Linked DNA regions of Homo sapiens: regions 1, 3, 4 and 5 are each linked to region 2. The links are chromatin contacts, found by Hi-C or POLR2A ChIA-PET in ENCODE. All regions are on one chromosome and are shown on one strand. The core of a region is the stretch at or near the end of the contact, and the rest is flanking DNA. Distances in the headings are between cores, read along the strand shown.

Region 1 (4,397 bases), core at 842-3,341, 680 kb before region 2:
ATAAATAACATTGCCCAGAGCAGTGGCTTACACCTGTAATCCCAGCACTTTGGGAGGCCAAAGTGGGAGGACAGCTTGAGGCCAGGAGTTTAAGACCAGCCTGGGCAACACAACAAGACCTCATCTCTACAAAAAATTTTTAAGATTAGCCAGGCATGGTGGTGCATGCCTGTAGTCCCAGCTACTCATGAAGCTGGGACAGGAGGCTTGCTTGAGCCCAGGAGTTCAAGGCTGCAGTGAGCTATGATCGTGCCACTCCACTCTAGCCTGGGAAGCAGAGTGAGACACAGTCTCTAAGATAAATAAATATGTAATTAATTAAATAAATAAGTAATATTTAAAAATACAGGGACAAGGCCAGGCGTGGTGGCTCACACCTGTAATCCCAGCACTTTGGGAGGCTGAGGCAGGTGGATCACTTGAGGTCAGGAGTTCGAGACAAGTCTGGCCAACATGGTGAAACCCCGTCTGTACTAAAAATACACAAATTAGCCAGGCACGGTGGCGGATGCCTGTGATCCCAGCTACTGCTCAGGAGGCTGAGACAAGGGAATCACTTGAACCTGGGAGGTGGGGTTGTAGTGAGCCAAGACTGCACCACTACACTACAGCCTGGGCTATGGGAGAGAAACCTTGTCTCAAAAAAAAAAAAATGCAGACAGCGAGATGGCTGGACACATGGACACCACCCTTGGGATATAGCACCTGCCACAGGGCACAGACCTCAACATCATCATGACGCTGAGAAGACACATGTGGGCTCAGATGCGTGGACATGTGGTTTGTGGTTTATGGATCCATGTGCGTCTACAGACACAGAGACCCAGAGACAAAGACAGACAACGTGAATACACCGGCTGCAGCTAGGCGGGTGTGTGGACATGTGGGTACACGCACATACGTCCACATGGGTATATGGACACGAATGTGTGGCCACCGGATCCAGACCCAGGACACAAAAGGGGCCAAGCCCACAGGGGTATGGTGTTGGGCACACATAGACCCCCAGGTGAGGCACACAGACAGGCGGACACATCCACAGCCAGCTGGAAGCAGACCGAGAAATTTCCACAGATGGAAATGGTCAGAGAATTAATGACAATCGCAGTAACAGTAATAAGAGTACCAGAGAAGGCCAGGCGCAGTGGCTCACACCTGTAATCCCAGCACTTTGGGAGGCTGAGGCGGGTGGATCTCCTGAGGTCGGGAGTTTGAGACCAGCCTGACAAACATAGAGAAGCCCCATCTCTACTAAAAATACAAAATTGGCCAGGCGTGGTGGCGCATGCCTGTAATCCCAGCTACTCGGGAGGCTGAGGCAGGAGAATCACTTGAACCCGGGAGGCAGAGGTTGCGGTGAGCAGAGATCATGCCATTGCACTCCAGCCTGGGCAACGAGAGTGAAACTCCGTCTCAAAAATAAAAAAGTACAGAGAAAATGCATGCGTGTGTGCACAGGGGTGTGCATGGCAGTGTTGGGGTGTCAGTTCCGACGGGTGGAGCTGGCATCGTCTGGTACTACACATGCCATAGCATACTTCGTCCCCTATGAAGAGACTGCCCTTATTTTGTAGATGAAGACACTGAGGTTCAGAGAGGTGAATTCACTTGCCCAAGGCTGGGAGCAGCAACCAGTCAAGCCAGCTGCTCTCAGCCTGTGCCCTGTCCTACACACACACACACACACACACACACACACACACACAGACACACAGTGACCCACAATGACACAGGGGAGCCCCCCTCACCTCCACCTGCTCTCAGCCCCCCGGTCCCACTCACAGGCAGGCGGGTGACCATCTCTCCTAGACGCCAGTGCAGCTGCAGGAGGAACCAGCCTTGGACGGCCAGCCCGGCCCCCATCAGCAACAGCAAGAGACCCAGACCCACCCGGGCCACACTGCACGACTGTCTCCGGTGGCTTCGTCCCAGCCTCGTGAATGGGATGTCGGTCTGTCCATCCACCACAAACACTGAGGGCCGTACGACACTCTCCTCCATGCCCAAGGTGTCTGGAGCAGGGCTGACACGCCTGGGTCCTTCAACCTCAGAGGAAACCGAAATTGCTCAACACTCCTGGGCTGTGCACGCTGCGGACAGGCACCCGTGGGCCGCCTTTAGAGCTGGGGTTCAGCCCCACCCCTTCCCCCACTCACCCTCCTCTTCTTCCGGTACCCGCCGCCCCCGGTCTTGGCCCTGTCTCACTCTCACTCATACAGACTCTCACACTTTCCAGAGGCTTCTGAAAATGTGACTCAGGTGGCAAGTGCAGTGGGGAGCCCCCAGCTTTCCCTTCTTGGATGCTTCATTCGCTTGGGGCCACCAAATATCGACTGAGGACTTTCTGCCCATGCCAGGCTCTGCTCTCGGTGTGGGGGATGCAGCAATGAACAACAGCAAGAAGGGTCCCTGCTCCTCTTCTGGTGGAGCCAGAGAGACAAGAAACCTCGTAAACAAGAAAATAATACGTTGTGGGTTTTTTTGTTCGTTTATTTGTTTTGTTTTTGAGATGGAGTCTCGCTCTGTTGCCCAGGCTGGAGTGCAGTGGCGCGATCTCAGCTTACTACAACCTCCACCTCCTGGGTTCAAGCAATTCTCCTGCCTCAGCCTCCCAAGTAGCGGGGATTACAGGCGCGTGCCACCACGCCTGGCTGCTTTTTGTATTTTTAGTAGAGATGGGTTTTCACCATGTCGGTCAGGCTGGTCTCGAACTCCTGACCTCAAGCGATCCACCCACCTCAGCCTCCCAAAGTGCTGGGATTACAAACGTGAGCCGCACCATGCCCGGCCTTCTGTTGTGTTTTGATGTGACAAGTGCAGTGAAAAACACAAGAGTGGAATAAAGGAGTGGATGTGTGCTCTGTGTGTGTGCTTGTCTGCATGCATATATGTGTGCAGTGTGTGCATGTGAATGTGTGTATTCAGTTGTGTGCATGCAAGTGTGTATCATGTACACATGTGCAGGCGCATGCCTGTGTATCATACATGTGCTGGCATGTAAATGTGCGTGCATATGTGGGCAGGTGCATGCATATGTGTATGGTCATCTGTGTGCATGTGCATGTGGTCCATGTACATGCATGCATGTGCACGTGTGTGTATGTGTGAACATGCATCACATGTGCAAGTGGGTGTGCATATATGTGCTGTGTGCAGGTGTGTGCATGTGTGTGTGCCTGTGCATTGGTGCGTGTATGTGTGTGTGCGCACTTGCACGGGTGTGTTCATGTGTGTGGGGAGGTCCATGTATGAGTGTGCATGCATTCAAGCGTGGATTTTTTTTTTTTTCGAGACGGAGTCTCGCTCTGTCGCCCAGGCTGGAGTGCAGTGGTGCGATCTCGGCTCACTGCAAGCTCCGCCTCCCAGGTTCACGCCATTCTCCTGCCTCAGCCTCCTGAGTAGCTGGGACTACAGGCGCCCACCACCGCACCCAGCTAATTTTTTGTATTTTTAGTAGAGACGGGGTTTCACCGTGTTAGCCAGGATGGTCTCAATCTCCTGACCTCGTGATCCGCCTGCCTTGGCCTCCCAAAGTGCTGGGATTACAGGCATAAGCCACCGCACCCAGCCTTTTTCTTTCTTTTTTTTTTTGAGGCAGAGTCTCACTTTGTCACCCAGGCTGGAGTGCAGTGGTGCCATTTTGGCTCACTGCAACCTCTGCCTCCCGGATTCAAGCAATTTTCCTGCCTCAGCCTCCTGAGTAGCTGGGATTACAGGCGCCCACCACCATGCATAGCTAATTTTTGTATTATATGTTGGCCATTATATATGTTGTAACATATATGTTGTCTATATGTTGGCCAGGCTGGTCTCGAACTCCTGACCTCAGGTGATCTGCCCACCTCAGCCTCCCAAAATGCTAGAATTACAGGCGTGAGCCACTGCACTTGGCTTCTGTCTTGTTTCATAAGTATCTTTGTAATATCCTTGATTTTACCTCTTGGCCCTGAAAGCCAAAAACACTTATGTGGCCCTTTATAGATACAGTTTGCTGCCAGCTTGCCCCTGAGCTTAGGCTAAGACACGAAGTGCCCTTCACTGGGGCCTCTGTGGTTGGACCCTCGTGCTTTTGCTCACTCTGCCCCAGACAGATATCCTGGGTCTTTGCACTTCCTCTTCCTGCTGCTGGGAACCATCTTCCCTAGATCTCCAAAGCAGGCTCCCCCTGCTCATCTGCGTCTTGACTCAAGAAACTTCTCACAGGAGCCCTCCCTGAATTGGTCAGGTGTCTCCCGAGAGACAGAACCAATAGAAGATACACAGAGAGATAGAGATGGGATCTATAGGCTGGGTGCGGTGGCTCACGCCTGTAATCCCAGCACTTTGGGAGGCTGAGGCATGTGGATCACCTGAGGTCGCGAGTTCGAGGCCAGCCTGGCCAATATGGGGAAACCCTG
Region 2 (4,498 bases), core at 1,938-4,437:
CACTGTTTGCCTCCCCCAGCTGGAGCTCCTGCAGGGCGGGGGTTTGTGTCTGTCTTGTTCACCGTGATCCCACACCTGCCACAGTGCCTGGCATACAGTAGGTGCTCGATAAATGCATGTTGCCTGAAAGAAATAATCAACTGGTTACAGAATGGGTGTGTGCAAATCTGTGTATATCTGTGTCTCCTTGTGTTCTGTGTGTGTCTCGTTGGTGTGATTCTGGGGATGGCCCCACCTGTGTCCCCAGGGACAAGCGCGGCGCTATGGGCCAGTGAGTGTTTGTGGTGAGGGCTTTCCGGGTCTGTGTGTTAGTGATTTTGAGTGGTCCCGTGGCAACCGGTGTGCAAGTCAGTGTCTCCAGAGGTGTTCTCAGAGGTGGCCAGCATCTGCTCTTTTTTGTTGTTGTTGTTTTGTTTTTGTTTGTTGTTTAAGATGGAATCTCACTCTGTTGCCCAGGCTGGAGTGCAGTGGCATGATCTTGGCTCACGGCAACCTCCGCCTCCCGGGTTCAAGCCATTCTCCTGCCTCAGCCTCCCGAGTAGCTGGGATTACAGGCACATGCCACCACACCCGGCTAATGTTTATATTTTTAGTAGAAATGGGTTTTCACCACGTTGGCCAGGCTGGACTCAAACTCCCGACCTCAGGTGATCCACCTGCCTCGGCCTCCCAAAGTGCTGAGATTATAGGCATGAGCCACCGCGCCTGGCCAGCAGCATCTGCTCGTGTGTGTGTGTGTGTGTGTGTGTGTGTGTGAGTGTTCTGTGTGACTGTGGCTGTGAGTCCACATGTGTGTCGGGGTGTTTGTTGTGTATGTGTGTCTGCATGCCCATTCTGCATGTCCACATGACACTGCATGCTCCTGTGTGAAGTTGTGCCCATGAGCACACGTGTCTGTGTTTGCGTATCCTTGTGTGTCCTCTGGGTGTGTCCTTGAGCTTTGTGTTCCAGGAGCCTGCAGCCCTGTTGTGCAGCGCTGTTGTGCTCTGTTGTGCACGTGCATGTGTCTCGTGTCCTCTGTGTGTGGGGTGGCTCCTACATGTAGTTGTGCACACTTGTATCTGCCTCTGTGAGTCCCTGTGCCTATGTGTGACCATGTGTGAAGTGTGATTGTGCAGTATCCCAAAACCATCTGTGTGCACCGCTGTGCAGTAGTGTGCTGGTAAATGTTGAACCTCTCCAGTGGAGAGCACTGATTTATAGCATTGCCAGTCCTCATGGTGTAAATACTCTCGCCACAGCCAATTTCAAGTGATGCCACCGAACAGTGAGTCAGAAAGATATGGACAGCAGCAAACCATTATACAGTATTTCTACCAAACAGGTTCCATACACAAAAGCAACATCAAAAGCATAGATTATGAGGCCAGGTGTGGTGGCTCACACCTGTAACCCCAGCACTTCCGGAGGCTGAGGTGGGCGAATCCTCTGAGGTCCGGAGTTCGAGACCAGCCTGGCCAACATAGTGAAATCCCGTCTCTACTAAAAATACAAAAATTAGCCTGGTGTGGTGGGGGTCACCTATAATCCCAGCTACCTGGGAGGCTGAGGCAGGAGAATCACTTGAACCCAGGAGGCAGAGGTTGCAGTGAGCTGAGATTGCACCACTGCACTCCAGCCCGGGCAACAGAGCAAGACTCCATCTCAAAAAAAAAAAAAAAAAAAAAAAAAAAAAAAAAAGGAAAAGGAAAAAAAGCATAGATTATGGAAAATGCAGCAAAAATAATGTTAAAGTGATTAATTTAAATGTGGTAAAATAGGCATAACGTAAAATTTACCATTTTAACTTTCTTTAAAAAAAATGGGATTTCACTCTGTCACCCAGGCTGGAGTACGGTGGCACAATTATAGGTCACTGCAGCTTTGAACACCTGGGCTCAAGTGAGCCTCCCCGCCTCAGCCTCCGGAGCGGCTGGGACTGCAGGCAGGCACCACCAAATGTGGCGAAGTTTTAAATTTTTTGTAGAGTACTCACTCCAGTGACAGGCTGAAGCCAGCCCAAGAGCCAAGTTTAGTGGAGCATCATGGCTCATGCCTGTAATCCCAGCACTTTGGGAGGCCAAGGCGGGTGGACTGCTTGAGCCCAGGAGTTTGAGACCAGCCTGGGAAACATAATAAAATCCCTGTCTCTACAAAAAAAAAAAATTAACTTAGGCTGGGCGCCATGTCTCGTGCCTCTAATCCCAGCACTTTGGGAGGCCAAGGTGGGAGGATTGCTTGAGCCCAGGAGTTCGAGACCAGCCTGGGCAATATGGTGAGACCCTGTCTGTACTAAAAATACAAACCAAAAAAAAATAGCCAGGCGTGGTGATGTGTGCCTGTGGTCCCAGCTACTCAGGAGGCGGAGGTGGGAGGATCACTTGAGCCCAGGGGATGGAGGTTGCAATGAACCAAAATCACCCCCACTGCACTCCAGCCTGGATGACAGAGTGAGAGCCTGTCTCAAAAGAAAAATTATATATAAAAAATTATATATAAATTATATATAAGTCTATATATAATCCATATATAATTATATATAAAGTATATATAAATTATACATAAATTATCTGTAAACAAAAAACTTAGCCAGGCATGGTGGCATGTGCCTGTAATCCCAACTACTCAGGAGGCTGAAGCAGAAGGATCACTTGAGCCCAAGAGATTGAGGCTGCAGTGAGCTATGATTTTTCCACTGCACTCCAGACTGGATGACAGAATGAGACCCTATCTCTAAAAATAAAATAAACAGTTTTTTGTTGTTGTTGTTGTTGTTTTCTAAAAAAAGCCAAATCTGAGCATTTCCTATCAACTCCACACTCGGTGACATCACACTGGTAGGTGAAATCGGCCATGCTGGGGGTATTTACACCAGGAGAATTGGCAATGGCTACAAATCGGAGAGGTGGTTGTTAAACGTTACCAGCACACCATGTTGTTCCGCCAGCTTCCAGGTACCCATGTAACAATGTAGCCACGTGTGTTTCTGTCTCTCTGTGTGTACCCACCATGCTGGTGTGTGTCTGGGTGCCTGAGTCTCTACGGATACACATGACCTGCACGTCCCTATATGTTGCTGTCTATACACCCATGTGCCTGGGTGAGGCCCCCACACCCTGTTCCTCTTCAGCAGTTGGTTCCACAGGAAGCTGCTGGGGTGGGGGTTGAGGACGCTGGGCCTCCCTCCAGCTCCCCACCCCTCCTCCTCAAGACACCTGCATGCGCAGGGCTGAGGGGTGGGAGCAGGGCTCTCTGCCTCCAGAACCCCCATCCTCTGGGCTCTTTTTAGGCCCCTAGATTGGCCTGCAGCTGGGAGCAGAGTGGCAAGCATGCAGGCAGGCAGTTGAGAAAGAGGAAGTCGAGGTGCTATTGGGTCATTCTGTGGTTATCCCAGGCTCTACCCAGCCAGCGGTTCCCTTGGGCCAGCTCGAAACGCTGGCCGTAGGTCATGGGAGCTGCAGGAGCTGTTAGCCAGGCTAGGTGCCTGCAGGTTGAAGAACTGAGCTCTATCTGGTAAGTACTTATCCTGGGAAGTGGAGAGAGATGGACCCATCGGGACAGAGTGGCAGTGGGGTCTGGGAAGTCTAGGGGGACAGCGAGCAGACATACATCACTGTTTCTCTCCCCCTTGCAGTCAACTTGCTTCCTGAGTGGGTGGGGGAAGCTGTTTGACCCTTGCGTTCATTGTGCAGAGATCTGTGGTCATAAGAGGTCACCCCAGGGGACGGGGATCCTTGAGGGGCTGCTAGGTAAGAAAGGAGGGTGGAGGCCGGGCGCGGTGGCTCACACCTGTAATCCTAGCACTTTGGGAGGCTGAGGAGGGCGGATCACTTGAGGTCAAGAGTTGGAGACCAGCCCGGCCAACATGGTGAAACCCCGTCTCTACTAAAAATACAAAAATTAGCCAGGCGTGGTGGCGGGCAGCTGTAATCTCAGCTACTCGGGAGGCTGAGGCAGGAGAATGGCTTGAACCCGGGAGGTAGAGGTTGAAGTGAGCCTCTCAGTCTCAAAACAAAGAAAAGAAAAAGAAAAGCAAAGAAAGGACGATAGAGCTCCTTGTAGCCAAGGCCCTCCTGCGTGGAGACAGGAGACAGAGAATGAATGGGGGAGCTGGGGCAAAGGCTCAGGTGCCCTTTGCATCTTAAACTGCAGATTCCGGGCCCCCCAAGAACCTCCCTGTTGCAGATTCTGAATCCACTGTCAAAACAAACTCACACTTAAGGCTGATGGCTGACAACCAGCCCTGAGAAGGGTCTTGTCCTGATCTGAAATCATCCAGAGAGCACATCCCTCCACCCAGGCAGCCTTCCTCCAGGTGAGGGTTCTCCCCCTTGGGAGACATCCCCTGTCTCCTCTCGTGGCCCCTTCTTAGGGGGACCTCCTGCACCACCGCCTGCCTGGGACTGGGAGGGGTGGGGGAGGAAGGCTGCGGTTTCTGCTGGGCACACCCAGTCTGTTGTTTCCTGCCAGCCCCCAATGCTGCAGGGCAGGCTTCAGGCACCCTGAGGTCTAGGAAGGT
Region 3 (4,499 bases), core at 1,332-3,831, 700 kb after region 2:
TCTTGCTCCAACCCCTGGGTCCCAGGTCCCCAGCGCGCCCACCCCAGTGCTCCGTGCTTGCTGGTCCCTGGAGGGCCCCCTTACTGGGAACCCTTCCTCCCCGTGAAGGCTGCCGGCGGGACAAACAGTGAGGGGTGAGGCAGGGAGGGAGACTCACGTTGGGGACCTCCCCCAAGTCTGGGTAACACCGTCTTGGCCGCGGCCCGCGGGTTGGGAAGGTAGGGGGCAGTGAGCCGTAGCGGAGAGGCTGGCCCCAGCCCGCCACGCCGCTTCCCCACGCTCGCAGCCACGCGGAGCCGCGTCCTGGTCCAGCCTCACCCACCCAGAGCAAGAGGCGGAGGAACTGGAACAGCGCCCCGGCCCGTGGGCTGCCACTGGCCGCAGCAACGGGACGGGTGAGAGCACCTGCCCCCGACGCGTCTTAACTGCTCTGGTGGGGCGGGGCTGACCGTGCAAGCCCCGCCCCAGTCTAAGCCCCTCCTACAAAGCCCGGCCCCTTACCATAAGCGCCATCTGTCAGGCTCCGCCCACTGTCTTAAATCCCACTCACTCTGCCCTGCCCCTGACTCGGAGCCATATAGCAAGCCCCGCCCATAGCCATAAGCCACGCCCACCCAGCCCTGCCCCTGGGCTCTAAGTGTCATTTATCTAGTCACGTCCCCGGCTAGAAGCCACACCCACCAGGCCCGGCCCCACCTCTAAGCCCCACTCACCCGGCCATGTGGTTTGGGACAGGGAAGTAGGCTAGGGGCCGCCGCCTCTGGGCTCCCAGTGGAAGGGGAGAAATGAGAAAGGAGTTTAGGATGTGATAAATACCCACAGAGGTCAGATGTAGCTATGGATGCAGGCGATAAAAAGTTTAAAGCAATCAGCTGTGCGGCCTCTGCAGCGCTCCTTTCGCCCTCCCTAATCTTCACCTCGTGTCTCCCCCAGTCCCTGTGTCCTGGCTGGGTCCTGCTGCCCCAGGGAAAGAAGACATGCCTTCTCCCATCCTGGCTAACATGGTGAAACCCCGTCTCTACTAAAAATACAAAAAATTAGCCAGGCGTGGTGGCGGGAGCCTGTAGTCCCAGCTACTCGGGAGGCTGAGGCAGGAGAATGGCGTGAACCCGGGAGACGGAGCTTGCAGTGAGCCGAGACAGCGCCACCGCACTCCAGCCTGGGCAAAAGAGCAAGACTCCGTCTCAGAAGAAAAAAAAAAAAGACATGCCTTCTCGGTGAATGTTGCTTTGCTTCCTGAGGGCATGGCTACCCGGGGCTCCTGGCTTTTCTTCCAAAAACAAAACATTTCTTCCATTTTTTCTTTTTCTTTTGTTTTTTTTTTTTTTTTTTTTTTTGAGACAGAGTTTCACTCTTGTCGCCCAGGCTGGAATGCAGTGGCCCAATCTCGGCTCACTGCAACCTCCGCCTCCCGGGTTCAAGCGATTCTCCTGCCTCAGCCTCCTGAGTAGCTGGAATTACAGGTGCCCCCCCACCACACTCGGCTAATTTTTGTAATTTTAGTAGAGATGGGGTTTTGCCATGTTGGCCAGGCTGGTCTCGAACTCCTGACCTCAGAGGATCCGCCTGCCTCGGCCTCCCAAAGTGCTGGTATTACAGGTGTGAGCCACTGTGTCCGGCCACCGTTTTTTTTTCCATTTTTTGAGACAGGGTCTTGCTCTGTTGCCCAGGCTGGAGTGCAGTGGCATGATCACAGCTCACTGCAGCCTCAACCTCCAAGGCTCAAGCAATCCTCACACCTCAGCCTCCTGAGTGGCTGGGACTACAGGTATGCACTACTACGTCAGGCTAATTTTTTAAAAAATTTTTGTAGTGACGCAGGTCTCTCTATATTGCCCGGGGTGGTCTTGAGCTCCTGGGCTCAAGCAATCCTCTGGCCTCGGCCTCCCAAAGTGTTGGGCTTACAGACATGAGCCACCATGCCTGGCCTAGAGAGTTTCTTTCTTGTTGGGGTTGTTCACCGGTGGGAGGTGCACCATTGTGCCGTGCTGACTATATTCATAGAGTTATGTAACCATCACTCTCATCTAATTTCAGAACAAAAGGAAACCCATACCCTCTCACAGTCAGTCCTTCATTCTCCCCTCCCCCCATCCTGTGGCCACCGCTAATTTACTTTCTGTTTCTATGGATTTGCCTGTGATCACAACCAGAGGATTTCTGTGACATGCTAAGTTACCTAACCATGGTGTGGAAGGAGAGGGAAATGGAGTGAAGTTGGGGACCCACCAGGGAACAGGTGGCTTGAGGGCGGGGGGAGCATGAAGGTAAGGGCTTGTTTGGGGGCTCAAGGCAGTCTGAGCCTTGTTCGCAGGCAGCCAGTGTCCACCAGGTGTGTGCAGGTGAGGGAAACAGGGGAAAAGGCCCTTTCTGGAGACAGTAGGGGTGCTGGCTGGGAGGCCTGGGATGGGGAGTGGGGAGGCAAGGGGGCCTGTGGGTCGAGGTTGGAGCTTGCTGTAGAAGAGGGAGAATTCCAGAGGCTGAGAGTGCAGGTGGAGAGGAGGAGGAAGGGAGGAGGGCGGGCAGGGGGTGGCTGGGTGGGGCTCTGTCTATAAAGAGTGAAGCTCAGCGTGTTGGTCCTGCAGATGGGACAGCTTGGCCTACAGCCCGGCGGGCATCAGCTCCCTTGACCCAGTGGATATCGGTGAGTCTTTTCCTTGAACATGACTGAGATGAACAGCTTTTCCCTCCAGCACAACTTGTTCCTACTTTATACAACCTCCTTCCCTTGCCATATGCCTGGGGCTTAAGAGGGGGGATGTTCCCAGTACCCACTCCCCTCCTCTTCCTCAGTCCTTACCACTTCCCTCCACGACCCCAGGTGGCCCCGTTATTCGTCCAGGTGCCCAGGGAGGAGGACCCGCCTGCAGCATGAACCTGTGGCTCCTGGCCTGCCTGGTGGCCGGCTTCCTGGGAGCCTGGGCCCCCGCTGTCCACACCCAAGGTACTGTGTTCGGCAATGCCTACCACCAAGTGCCCCTCTCCCCATGCCCCCACCCCACCCCTTTTGTCTCTTATCTCCTCCGGAAGTCTCCCCAATCCCATCTCCACTGAATTCTCCCGCTCCTGACATGCAGGAACTCCTGGTGTTTGGTTAGCTCTTGGGATGGGGTCGGGGAGATGGAGAGTCCCCAGTTCCTTCTTCGAGAGCCCCATGGAGTCTTTTGCAAGACTCCTAAAGATGTGAGGGAGCAGAGGGTGGCTTCCAGCTGTGGGCAAAGCCAGTTACTGCCAGGGATGTATTGTAGAATCCTAATCCTGCCGAGCCAGGGGTGGGGTTGGAGATCAGGGCCCTGGAGACTGACAAGAGTGGATTCCCATCCTGGTCCCTCCATGCAGTCCAGCTGAGAGTTAGTTGCTCCTAAACCATTTTTTTTTTTTTTTTTTTGAGACAGAGTCTCACTCTGTCACCCTGGCTGGAGTGCAGTGGCGCGATCTTGGCTCACTGCAACCTCCGCCTCCTGGGCTCAAGCGATCCTTCTGCCTCAGCCTCCCAAGTAGCTGGGACTACAGGCGTGTGTACCATGCCCGGCTAATTTTTGTATTTTTTAGTAGAGATGGGGTTTCACTATGTTGGCCAGAGTAGTCTCGATCTCCTGATCTCAGGCGATCCGCCTGCCTCAGCCTCCCAAAGTGCTAGGATTACAGGTTTGAGCCACTGTGCCCGGCTTCCTAAACCTTTAGGAGCCTCCGTTTCCTCAGCTGCAAAGTGGGAATCTAAAATTCCCACTGCATGGCTCTGACTTGAGGGTCCAGTGAGCTCATGCCTGCAAAAGACTAGGCCTCATGTCTGGCGGCGGCAATAGTAACTGTTCCTGTTATTAATAGGGAACTCTTTCCTTCTTCCCCACTCCCTACCGCAGAGCAAGCACTTGAGGATTTCAGTCGCCAAAGGACAATTCCTGGGCCTGGGGTGTCCCCACGGGAGCCCTGACACTGGGTCCTACATCCTCTGAGTTTCAGCAGCTGGCCAAAGCAGGGTCCCTGGCTGGGCGGCAGACCCAGGGTCCCACCCTCCTTCCCTGTCTGCCCCCACCTGACCCACCTGCCCCTCGGCTGGGTCTGATGGGTCCAAGTCCTTGGCCTTTGCCTGGGAAGGGGGTTGGGCTGTGGTCTGATTGTTTTGCTATCAGAGCCAGGCCCAGCCCAGCCCTTCGATCCTGGCCTCCAGCCTTGGGAACTACCTGCCTGGCACTGCAGTCCGAGGTTCCAACAGAATGCGCTGCCCCTTGCCCTCAGAGGCCGCGGTTGGGAGACACCTGGAGGGCTCGAGTCCTCCCTTTCCCTGCTCCTGCTGGGCTGGGCTCTGCAGGGACTCAGACTCGGCCTCTGGAGGTTAGTTCTGGCAGAGGTGAGATTGCAGAGAACTCCAAAGGCCATTTAGGCAGAGAATTGCACCCCAGCTTCCTCCACTATCTCATCAGCTCATCCTCGGCTCATTCATTCCACCTGCTCATCCCCCCAGAACTTTCTGGCATCACCTCCTCCTCCTCTGGGCA
Region 4 (4,363 bases), core at 905-3,404, 820 kb before region 2:
CATTGTGGACCCACACTGGTCTGGGCAGACCAGGACTTCAACACCAGCCAAGGGCTTTCCCCGGGTCACGTCCCTCTCCATCTGGGAGTGCTTCCTCTTTTGGGGCCAAGTTTTCACCGCTTCTTGGCCCATCCTCCCAGCCCCGGATTGGCCGCCTCCAGCAGGCCAGAGCAGATGGGAAATGTGTTTCCTCCAACTCGCTCAACACTGTCCCTTTCTTGCAAGGGGAATTTCTCCACCTGGACTCTCCGAGCTTCTGCTTGTAGGGTCCCGAGGGGCTCCTGCCGGGAACCATCCAGTGGGTGGGTGGGGGCAGGCCAGGGAAGGCCCAGGGGTCCCGGGGAAGGTGGCCAGGAGGGCTGAGCATGACACTCAGGGTTCCACTGGGGGGTTGGGGATCAGGGGGCAGATGCTCCAGGAGTGAGGGTGGTTGAGGCTTGGCTGAAGCCTGACCCTTCTTAGGAAGTGCTGGATGTGGGGGAACCCGGGGGAGTCCTAGTGATGGGGGGCTAGGGGGTGCTGAGAGGAGGGGAAGGAGACAAAGAGAGACTAAAGAAGGAAAAGGAGAGAGACAGGGAGAGACAGAGAGTCAGAGAGAGACAGAGGGAATCAGAGACAGAGAGAAACAGGGAGAGAGACAGAAAGAGTGAGAGCCAGAGACATACAGAGACAGGGAGAGACACAGAGATGCATAAAGAGAGGGAGTCAGAGATGGAGAGAGACAGAGATAACGGAGCCAGAGATAGGGAGAGTCAGAGACAGAGAGAAAGAAACACACAGACTGACACAGATAAAAGAGCCAGAGACAGGGAGAGGCAGAGACAAAGAGAGATACAGAGACAGAGATAACAGAGCCAGAGACAGAGAGACAGAGACAGAGATAACAGAGCCAGAGACAGGGAGAGAGTGTCAGAGACAGAGACAGACACAGAGATAACAGAGCCAGAGATAGGGAGAGTCAGAGACAGAGAGAAAGAGACACAAGACAGACATAGATAAAAGAGCCAGAGACAGGGAGAGGCAGAGACAAAGAGAGATACAGAGACAGAGATAGCAGAGCCAGAGACAGGGAGAGAGTGTCAGAGACAGAGAGACAGACACAGAGATAACAGAGCCAGAGATAGGGAGAGTCAGAGACAGAGAGAAAGAGACAGACAGACATAGATAAAAGAGCCAGAGACAGGGAGAGAGACACAGAGACAGAGACATAGAGACAGAGATAACAGAGCCAGAGACAGAGTCAGAGACAGAGACAGAGAGAGCCAGACACAGAGACAGAGAGAGAGAGTCACAGCCAGAGACAGCGACAGAGATAACAGAAGCAGAGAGAGGGAGAAAGATAACAGAGCCAGAGACAGTCAGAGACAGAGATAGAGAGACAGAGATAACAGAGCCAGAGACAGATACAGAGACAGAGATAACGGAGCCAGAGATAGGGAGAGAGAGTCAGAGACAGAGAGAGATATATAGACAGAGATAACAGAGCCAGACATGGGGAGAGAGAGTCAGAGGCAGAGAGAGAGAAGACAGATAGAGAGACAGAGCCAGTGATAACAGAGCCAGAGACAGGGAGAGAGAGTCAGAGAGAGATACAATGAGAGACAGAGATAACAGCCAGAGACAGAGTTAGACAGAGAGATACAGAGACAGAGATAACAGAGCCAGAGACAGGGAGAGAGAATTAGAGACAGAGATAGAGAGAGACAGAGACAGAGATAATACAGGCACAGAGGCACGCATAGACATAAATTGGCAGAGAGAGAGAAAGATCTCTTTCCACCCACTGCAGAGGCAATCAACAGAGACAGAGAAAGACGTTAACGGGGAGACACAGAGAGCAAAGGAGACTGAGTCAGCAAGAGACCCACAGAGATACCGGGAAAGAGCGGCAGAGAGGGAGAACCAGGGCGATGGAGAGACAGCAGGGAGAAAGGAACCTGGAGCCGAGCTTGGAAGGCCGGAAACGGAAAGGAGAGCGAAAAGCGGAGAGAGATCCGAGTGGAGAAAATTCCGCAGAGTCACGGGGACGAGGGGAAAGGCTCTGGGCTGGGAAGGGGCGTGGCCGCGGGCGGAGGGGCGTGGCCGCGGGCGGAGGGGCGTGGCCTCCTTTTGTAGCCAAGCAGCTATAAAAAGCGGCGCGCTGTGTCTTCCCGCAGTCTCTCGTCATGGAATACGCCTCTGACGCTTCACTGGACCCCGAAGCCCCGTGGCCTCCCGCGCCCCGCGCTCGCGCCTGCCGCGTACTGCCTTGGGCCCTGGTCGCGGGGCTGCTGCTGCTGCTGCTGCTCGCTGCCGCCTGCGCCGTCTTCCTCGCCTGCCCCTGGGCCGTGTCCGGGGCTCGCGCCTCGCCCGGCTCCGCGGCCAGCCCGAGACTCCGCGAGGGTCCCGAGCTTTCGCCCGACGATCCCGCCGGCCTCTTGGACCTGCGGCAGGTGAGACGTGCCCCGACCCTCGGTAGCTGGTCTCGCGGGAGACCCCTACCGCCCCTCTGGGACTCCCTTCTCCCTCCCGCACCCCCAGGGACACCTGTTCTACACTCCCGGCCGGGGAGAGGAGACCCACCGGGGCTCCCATTCTCCATCTAGCACCGAGGCCGGGGGGGCACACCTTTCATCCCGCACCCCTACGACACCTCATCTGTACCCCAGGCCGGGGGCGGGGAGGAGACCGCCCAACAGTTCTTTTTGGACCCCCCAAGGGTCTCCTTCTTCTAGTCCGGGGGGCACCCCTTTCATCCTGCGCCCGCTACGAGACCCTATCTGTATCCCGGGAGGGGGAGAGGAGACCCCCACAAGTTCTTTTTGGACCTCCAAGGGCTCTCCTTCTCCGTCTTGCACGGGAGGGCACCCCTTTCATTCCGCATCCCGAGACCCCATCAGCACCCCAGGCCAGGAGGAGGAGACCCCCACAGTCCTCAACCCCTCAGGGATACGTCTTCTGCACCCCGGGTCGGAGAAAGGCTGGCTTCCCTCCATGTGGCAGTGGGTGGGGGCACCCCTCTTCATTCCGCATTCCCAAGGCACCCCATCTGCACCCTGGACGGGGGACCCTCCGCGGTTCTCCAACCCTCGACGGCTTCCTTTCTCTATGTAGGACTTAGGACATTGAGGGCACCTCTTTTTACCCCGCACCCCCACAAGCTCTGCATCTCTGGGGGGAACCTTTTTTCCATCCCCGATCCGAGGGGGGCACTTCCTCTTTATCTGGGACCGCCAAGGAGACCCCCAGTTCCTTTGCTAACTCCCAAAGAGCCTTATCCCCAACATCTGAGGTACCCCTCTCCCTTTCAAGACCCCCAGGGGAATACCCCCAAGGGGGCTGGAAAGAAGAGGGATCGCTTTTCCCTCCTGAATTCTTGGAGATCTGTCCTTGGGGCAGGTTGAGCCACCAGCTTCGTGTGTGTGTGTGTGTGTGTGTGTGTGTGTGTTCGTGTTTGTGTGGGTGTTTGTGTTCGTGTGTGTGTGTTCGTGTGGGGGTGCGTATGTGTGTGTGTTCGTGGGTGTGTTTGTGTTCGTGTGGGTGTGTGTTCGTGTGGGTGTTTGTGTTTGTTCGTTCGTGTGGGTGTTTGTGTTCATGTGGGTGTGTTTGGATATTTGTGTTCGTGTGTGTCTGTGTGTGTTCGTGTGGGTGTTTGTGTGTGTTTGTGTTTGCGTTCGTGTGTGTGTTCGTGTTTGTTCGTGTGTCTGTGTGTTAATGTGGGTGTTCGTGTGTGTGTTCGTTTGTGTTTGTGTTCGTGTGTTTGTGTGTTTGTGTGTGTGTGTGTGCGGTCTCTGTTCTTTAGTTGGGAGGGAAGGGAAGCGTAGGCTTCAGGTCGGCACAGACTCTGGGGACCCTGACAGCTGAAGTGAGTGGGGACAGAACCTCCATTTTCTAGGGGAACCCCCATCCACTTTCCTCCTTTCTACTTTTAACAGGGCATGTTTGCGCAGCTGGTGGCCCAAAATGGTAAGTATCCTCCGCCACTTCCGGTCCCTGGCCCCCCACCATCCCCACCCCGGGATACGAAGAAGGGGGAACCTGGAGAGTGAGGCTCTGCCGCACACTGGCTTTGACCCTTGACCGCTGCTGTCTCTGAAAGCTGCTACTTCCCCTCTTTGAACGCCACCGATCCCTCTTTCTGACTTGCTCTGACTCTCTGGATGCCATGGCCTCCCCATCAGACCCCCATCTGGGCCCACCTGGGACCCCTGCCCTCTCAGAGCTGGGGCTTGACACCCCCAACCCCCAGCCTGGTTTTGTGTCTCTGGCCTCCTTCTTTTCGAAACCCTCTTCCCCGCTGCTTTTCTTCCCTCTTTCCTGCCCCTTCCCCACTCTCCCAGCCTCTCTTCCCTACCTCTTCCCCTCGCCCAGAGCCTCCTCCTTA
Region 5 (4,949 bases), core at 614-3,113, 550 kb before region 2:
GAGGTTTTTTTGTTTGTTTCGCTTTGTTTTTTTGAGATGGAGTCTCGCTCTGTCGCCCAGGCTGGAGTGCAGTGGCGCAATCTCGGCTCACTGCAACCTCCGCCTCCCAGGTTCAAGCGATTCTTCTGCCTCAGCCTCTCGAACAGCTGGGACTACAGGTGTGCGCCACCACGCCTGGCTAATTTTTTTGTATTTTTAGTAAAGACAGGGTTTCACCATGTTGACCAGGCTGGTCTCGAACTCCTGACCTCATAATCTGCCCACCTCGGCCTCCCAAAGTGCTGGGATTACAGGCGTGAGCCACCATGCCCGGCCTATACTTTAAGTTCTGGGATACATGTGCAGAACGTGCAGGTTTGTTACATAGGTATACACGTGCCATGGTGGTTTGCTGCATCCATCAACCCATCATCTACATTAGGTATTTCTCCGAATGCTATCCCTCTCCTAACCCCCAGCCCCCGACAGGCCCCAGTGTGTGATGTTCCCCTTGGTTGAGGTTTGAATTACTGATGGCACTTTTGGCTATCATGAATCAAGTTGCTAGCTGGATATGGTGGCACATGCCTGTAGTCCTAACTCTTTGGAAGGCTGAGGCAGGAGGATTGCTTGAGCCCAGGAATTTGAGACTGCAGTGAGCTGTGATTGGGCCAGGCTGCACTCCAGCCTGGGTGACAGACTGAGACTGTCTCAAAAAAAAAAAAAAAAAAAAAAGGAAAGAAAAGAAAACAGAATCAAGCTGCTATGAACATTCTGTACAAGTCTTTGTATGGACATGTGCTTTCATTTCTCTTGAGTAAATGCCTGGTAATGGAATATATCGTATGATAGGTGCATGCTTAATGTTTTAAGAAAACTTACCAGGCCAGTCACGGCGGCTCATGCCTGTCATTCCAGCACTTTGGGGAACTGAGGCGGGAGGATTGCTGGAGCCTAGGAGTTTGAGACCAACCTGACCGACATAGTGAGGCTCTGTTTCTTAATTTTTTTTTTTAATAAGAAGAAAATGTACCAACTTTTCTTCCTTTGTGCTGGAATTGCAAGGTAAAAAAATAATAGTAATAACAAGGAAAACGTACCAACTTTTCCAAAGTGGATCTGCCATGTGATGTTCCTGCCAGCTGCTCAGCATGCTTCTCTTCTTTGCTTCACTATCTGTCTCATTTTTTTTTTTTGAGATGGGGTCTTGCTCTGTTGCCCAGGCTGGAGTGCAGTGGCATGATCTCGGCTCACTGCAACCTCTGCCTCCTGGGTTCAAGCGATTCTCCTTCCTCTGCTTTCCAAGTAGCTGGGACTACAGGCGTGTTCCACCACACCCAGCTAATTTTGTATTTTTAGCAGAGACAGGTTTCACTATATGTTGGCCAGGCGCGTCTCAAACTCCTGACCTCAAGTGATCAACCCACCTCAGCGTCCCAAAGTGCTGGGATTACAGGCATGAGCCACCACACCCAGCTTCTTTTTTTTGTTTTGTTTTGTTTTTTGTTTTTTTGAGACATCCTCGGTCTGTTGCCCAGGCTGTGCAGTGGCGTGATCTCGGCTCACTGCCACCTCCGCCTCCTGGGTTCAAGCGATTCTCCTGCCTCAGCCTCCAGAGTAGCTGGGATTACAGGCGCCTGTCACCACGCCTGGCAAATTTTTGTGTGTGTGTGTGTGTGCAGTCGGGGTTTCACCATGTTGCCCAGGCTGGTCTTGAACCCCTGACCTCAAGTGATCCGCCCGCCTCAGCCTCCCAAAGTGCTGGGATTACAGGCGTGAGCCACCGCACCCAGCCGCTCACCATCTCTTTGTCGCCTGCATGGCACCATTCTCTCCTGTACCACCCCAAAGCCTTACCAGGTGCCTCCTGCATTTAACCAGGTCCCATAGCTCTCTGTGCTTCCCGGCACACCCTCTCACCACCCTCATCATCAATTATTCACCTTGCTGACTGCTTAGTGTTTGTCTCCTGGCTGGATTACATAAGCCCTGTAAGGGCAGAGCTCTGTTTGTCTTGATCACCATTAGGTTCTGGTGCTTGGCATACAGTAGGCATTCCACACATGCTTGCTGAATTAATGCATGACCGGGTCTGGGGTGCTGGGTTTCACACCAGGCTCTACCGCAAACATTGGGTCAAGTATTTTCATTCCCGACGTACAGATGAGTCAATTGAATCAACGGAAAGCAAAATGATCCCATCCAAGCTCCCTCAACTTGCCGGGCTGGTCTGGGAGTCGAACCAGATCTGCCTGACCCTCCCACCGGTGCTGAAAAGTGGAGTGTGTGCTGGGGTGGTAGGGGATGGGGCAGAAGAGAGACGGGCTTCCTCACAGAAGGGTTTGAGGGCTAGGATGAGGCGTGCACACTCTGCACCCCTGCTTCGGAGCTTTGAAAGGGTGCACAGCACACCCGCCCTCTCTGGGAACCCTCGGGAGCTTGAGGTTGCCTGATGAAGGGGCTGATGGGTTGAACGCAAAGGGCCCCTCCACCCACCCTTTTTTCTATCTCCCCAACCAAGCCCTGGTAACAGGCATTTCCGGTTTCCGGCCGGCTCCCTGGTGCTGGGGTGGGGGTGGGGAGTTGATTGCTGCCGTCGTGCTTGGCTCTGGGTCCCCTTCTCCCAGACCCCAGAGGCCTCTGTCCCTGCACACTGCTTCCCCGAAGGAGCGTGGAAAGCCAGCCGACCTTTCTGGCTCTTTCTTCATCTTGGGCAGGGGTTTTGTTGATGGGAGGCTGGCTGGCAAATGGGGAAGAATGAACCTCAGGGTTCACCGCAGTGCGCCTGGGTGCTGATTTGCATATGGGCACGATGCCAGCACAGTGGGTGCCCGCCTCTTCCTGGAGGAAGGAAGAGGGGCACTGAGGGGGGTTGCCCCCAGCAGGGAGGAACCGTCCTCATAATGCCTCTCCTACGTTTGTTTAAAGGACCATCATTCTCAGCAAACTATAGCAAGGACAAAAAACCAAACACCGCATGTTCTCACTTATAGGTGGGAATTGAACAATGAGAACACATGGGCACAGGAAGGGGAACATCACACACAGGGGACTGTTGTGGGGTCGGGGAAGTGGGGAGGGATAACATTAGGAGATATACCTAATGCTAAATGAGGAGTTAATGGGTGCAGCACACCAACATGACACATGTATACATATGTAACAAACCTGCACGTTGTGCACATGTACCCTAAAATTTAAAGTATAATAATAATAAAATTAAAAAAAATAAAGGACCTCCTGTCCTTTGCCACTTTCTCACACTCTTCAGGCGACCAGGAAGTCCTTTCTGGTGGTCTAACTGCAGTCACTGCTGCTGTCTGATGGAGCCCCTTTCTTTAGCTGGCCCCACCGCAGCCCGGAGAGGGGATGAATCATGCCCCCTTTCCCCTCTTTGAGGCATCACATGACTGGAAGGAAGCTGTCTCCGGGTTCAGCTGATCTCCCTGAGGTCAGGAGGGAACTTCCTCCCTCGAGCCACAGACACAGCCATCTGCTCTATTGTCTCTGGTGATCTGCCTGCCCATGAGCGCCCTCATTATGCCACTCTCTAAGAGGCACCAGGAGCAGCTTAGTGTGGTTCAAAGAGGCAGTGTTGTACAGAGGTTAGAGGCACAGACTTTGGGATCCAGTGCTGGTATCTGGTTCTCCATTCCTATCTGTGTGGTCCGGGATGGGCAGTATCCCCTCTCTGAGCCTCAGTTGTTTCCTCTGTCAAAGGGAGATTTATTCATTCGACAGATTTTATTGAGCATCTACTATGTGTCAGACATGGTACTAGGTATTGAGGTCCTCTATTTACCCAAAGGAGTTGAACATTTATGTCCACACAAAAACTTACACTCAAGTCTTTGTAGCGGCTTTATTCATGATTGCTGAAACTGGGAGGCAACAAATTGTCCTTCGGTAGATGAATGCGATGTAGGGCAAGGCAAGCCCTAAATTGGGGCTCAGCCTGGGACGGTTCTTTGTTTTGCCCAGGAAAGAATTCCAGGGCGAGCTGGAGGTGTTAGACAGTAGCTTTTACTGAAGTGAAAGTGCATAGCGGCAGTTGCAGAAGTCCTGCTCCTCGCAGAGCAGGGCTACCCCACAGGCTGTGAGCCCGGAGTAATCAGGGTTGCAGTCATCTTTGTACCCACTTTAATTATATGCAAATTAAAGGGCAGATTATGCAAATTTCTAGGAAAAGGGTGGTAACTTCTGGGTTGTCGGGTCATTGCCTTGGGAAAGGAGTAGTAGCTGCTGGTGTTACCATCACAATGGCAAACTGCCATGGCACACTGGTGGGCATGTCTTATGGAAAGGTGCTTCTGCTCCAGCCCTGTTTTAGCTAGTCCTCAATTTGGTCCGTTGTCTGAGCCCCACCTCCAGAGTCAAGTTCCACCTACTTCCTCGTATGGATAAATAAGCTGTGGTGCATCCAGACAATGGAATATTATTATTATTATTAGAGATGGACTTTTGCCCTTGTTGTCCAGGCTAGAGTGCAATGGTGTGGTCTCGGCTCACTGCAACCTCTGCTTCCCAGGTCCAAGCTGTTCTCCTGCCTCAGCCTCCTGAGTAGCTGGGTTTACTGGCACCTGCCACCACACCTGGCTAATTTTTGTATTTTTAGTAGAGATGGGATTTCACCATGTTGGCCAGGCTGGCCTCAAACTCCTGACCTCAGGTGATCCAGCCACGTCGGCCTCCCAAAGTGCTGAGATTACAGGTGTGAGCCACTGCTCCCAGCGCAGACAATGGAATATTATTCAGCACTGAAGAGAGATGAGATGAGCTCTCAAGCCATGAAGAGACACGCAGGAACCCCAAATGCATATTACTAAGTGAAAGAAGCCAGTCCCAAAAGGCTACATACTATATGATACCAGCTATGTGATGTTTCAGAAAAGGCAAAACTGTAGAAGCAGTAAAAAGATCAGTAGTTGTCAGAGGTTAGTGGAAAGGGGGTATGGATAGGCAGAGCATGG

What was found. Hi-C counts contacts between places; a loop is a spot of excess contacts on that map. ChIA-PET counts read pairs that join two places held with the same protein, here RNA polymerase II (POLR2A). Pooled maps may share reads with other maps.
Region 1: a pooled map shows a loop between it and region 2 (10-fold over the local background). The contact joins the promoter of TNFSF14 here to the promoter of ARHGEF18 in region 2. A Hi-C loop is called at or near these places in 1 of 168 maps with a recorded cell type or tissue (endothelial cell of hepatic sinusoid), 7 of 37 single-sample maps with no recorded cell type and 7 of 50 pooled maps.
Region 3: a loop to region 2 is called in a pooled map, with 4 times the contacts of the local background. The contact joins the promoter of CCL25 here to the promoter of ARHGEF18 in region 2. A Hi-C loop is called at or near these places in 1 of 50 pooled maps. POLR2A ChIA-PET finds 5 or more read pairs at or near these places in 2 of 52 experiments (AG04449 and CD8-positive, alpha-beta memory T cell).
Region 4: a pooled map shows a loop between it and region 2 (11-fold over the local background). The contact joins the promoter of TNFSF9 here to the promoter of ARHGEF18 in region 2. A Hi-C loop is called at or near these places in 5 of 37 single-sample maps with no recorded cell type and 4 of 50 pooled maps.
Region 5: a pooled map shows a loop between it and region 2 (4-fold over the local background). The contact joins the enhancer-like site here to the promoter of ARHGEF18 in region 2. A Hi-C loop is called at or near these places in 3 of 37 single-sample maps with no recorded cell type and 3 of 50 pooled maps. POLR2A ChIA-PET finds 5 or more read pairs at or near these places in 1 of 52 experiments (CD4-positive, alpha-beta T cell).

The regions. Positions count from the first base shown.
Region 1 is chr19:6,668,069-6,672,465 of GRCh38, forward strand. It overlaps TNFSF14 (TNF superfamily member 14), which reads right to left and starts at 2,092. Exons shown (of 4, transcript NM_001376887.1): 1 at 1,783-2,092. The coding sequence starts at 2,001. RefSeq lists enhancers at 612-701, 762-951, 1,852-1,941, 2,322-2,551 and a silencer at 3,122-3,221.
Region 2 is chr19:7,345,750-7,350,247 of GRCh38, forward strand. ARHGEF18 (Rho/Rac guanine nucleotide exchange factor 18) reads left to right here and starts at 3,188. Exons shown (of 29, transcript NM_001367823.1): 1 at 3,188-3,492.
Region 3 is chr19:8,050,179-8,054,677 of GRCh38, forward strand. CCL25 (C-C motif chemokine ligand 25) reads left to right here and starts at 2,582. Exons shown (of 6, transcript NM_005624.4): 1 at 2,582-2,644; 2 at 2,822-2,944. The coding sequence starts at 2,872. RefSeq lists silencers at 135-224, 525-584.
Region 4 is chr19:6,528,872-6,533,234 of GRCh38, forward strand. TNFSF9 (TNF superfamily member 9) reads left to right here and starts at 2,155. Exons shown (of 3, transcript NM_003811.4): 1 at 2,155-2,432; 2 at 3,915-3,945. The coding sequence starts at 2,166. RefSeq lists enhancers at 1-62, 2,833-2,932, 3,534-4,034, 4,035-4,363 and silencers at 1,983-2,212, 2,353-2,422.
Region 5 is chr19:6,799,153-6,804,101 of GRCh38, forward strand. The region is part of intron 1 of VAV1 (vav guanine nucleotide exchange factor 1); the gene reads left to right. Among named protein-coding and RNA genes, the nearest start is that of VAV1, 29 kb to the left of the region's middle. RefSeq lists enhancers at 2,560-3,080, 2,871-2,940, 3,823-4,042. Within about 2 kb of position 1,864, at least 27 of the 41 ENCODE cell types and tissues checked have a DNase peak (open chromatin) inside an H3K27ac peak, as active enhancers do; they include CD4-positive, alpha-beta T cell, where a contact is called at or near this core.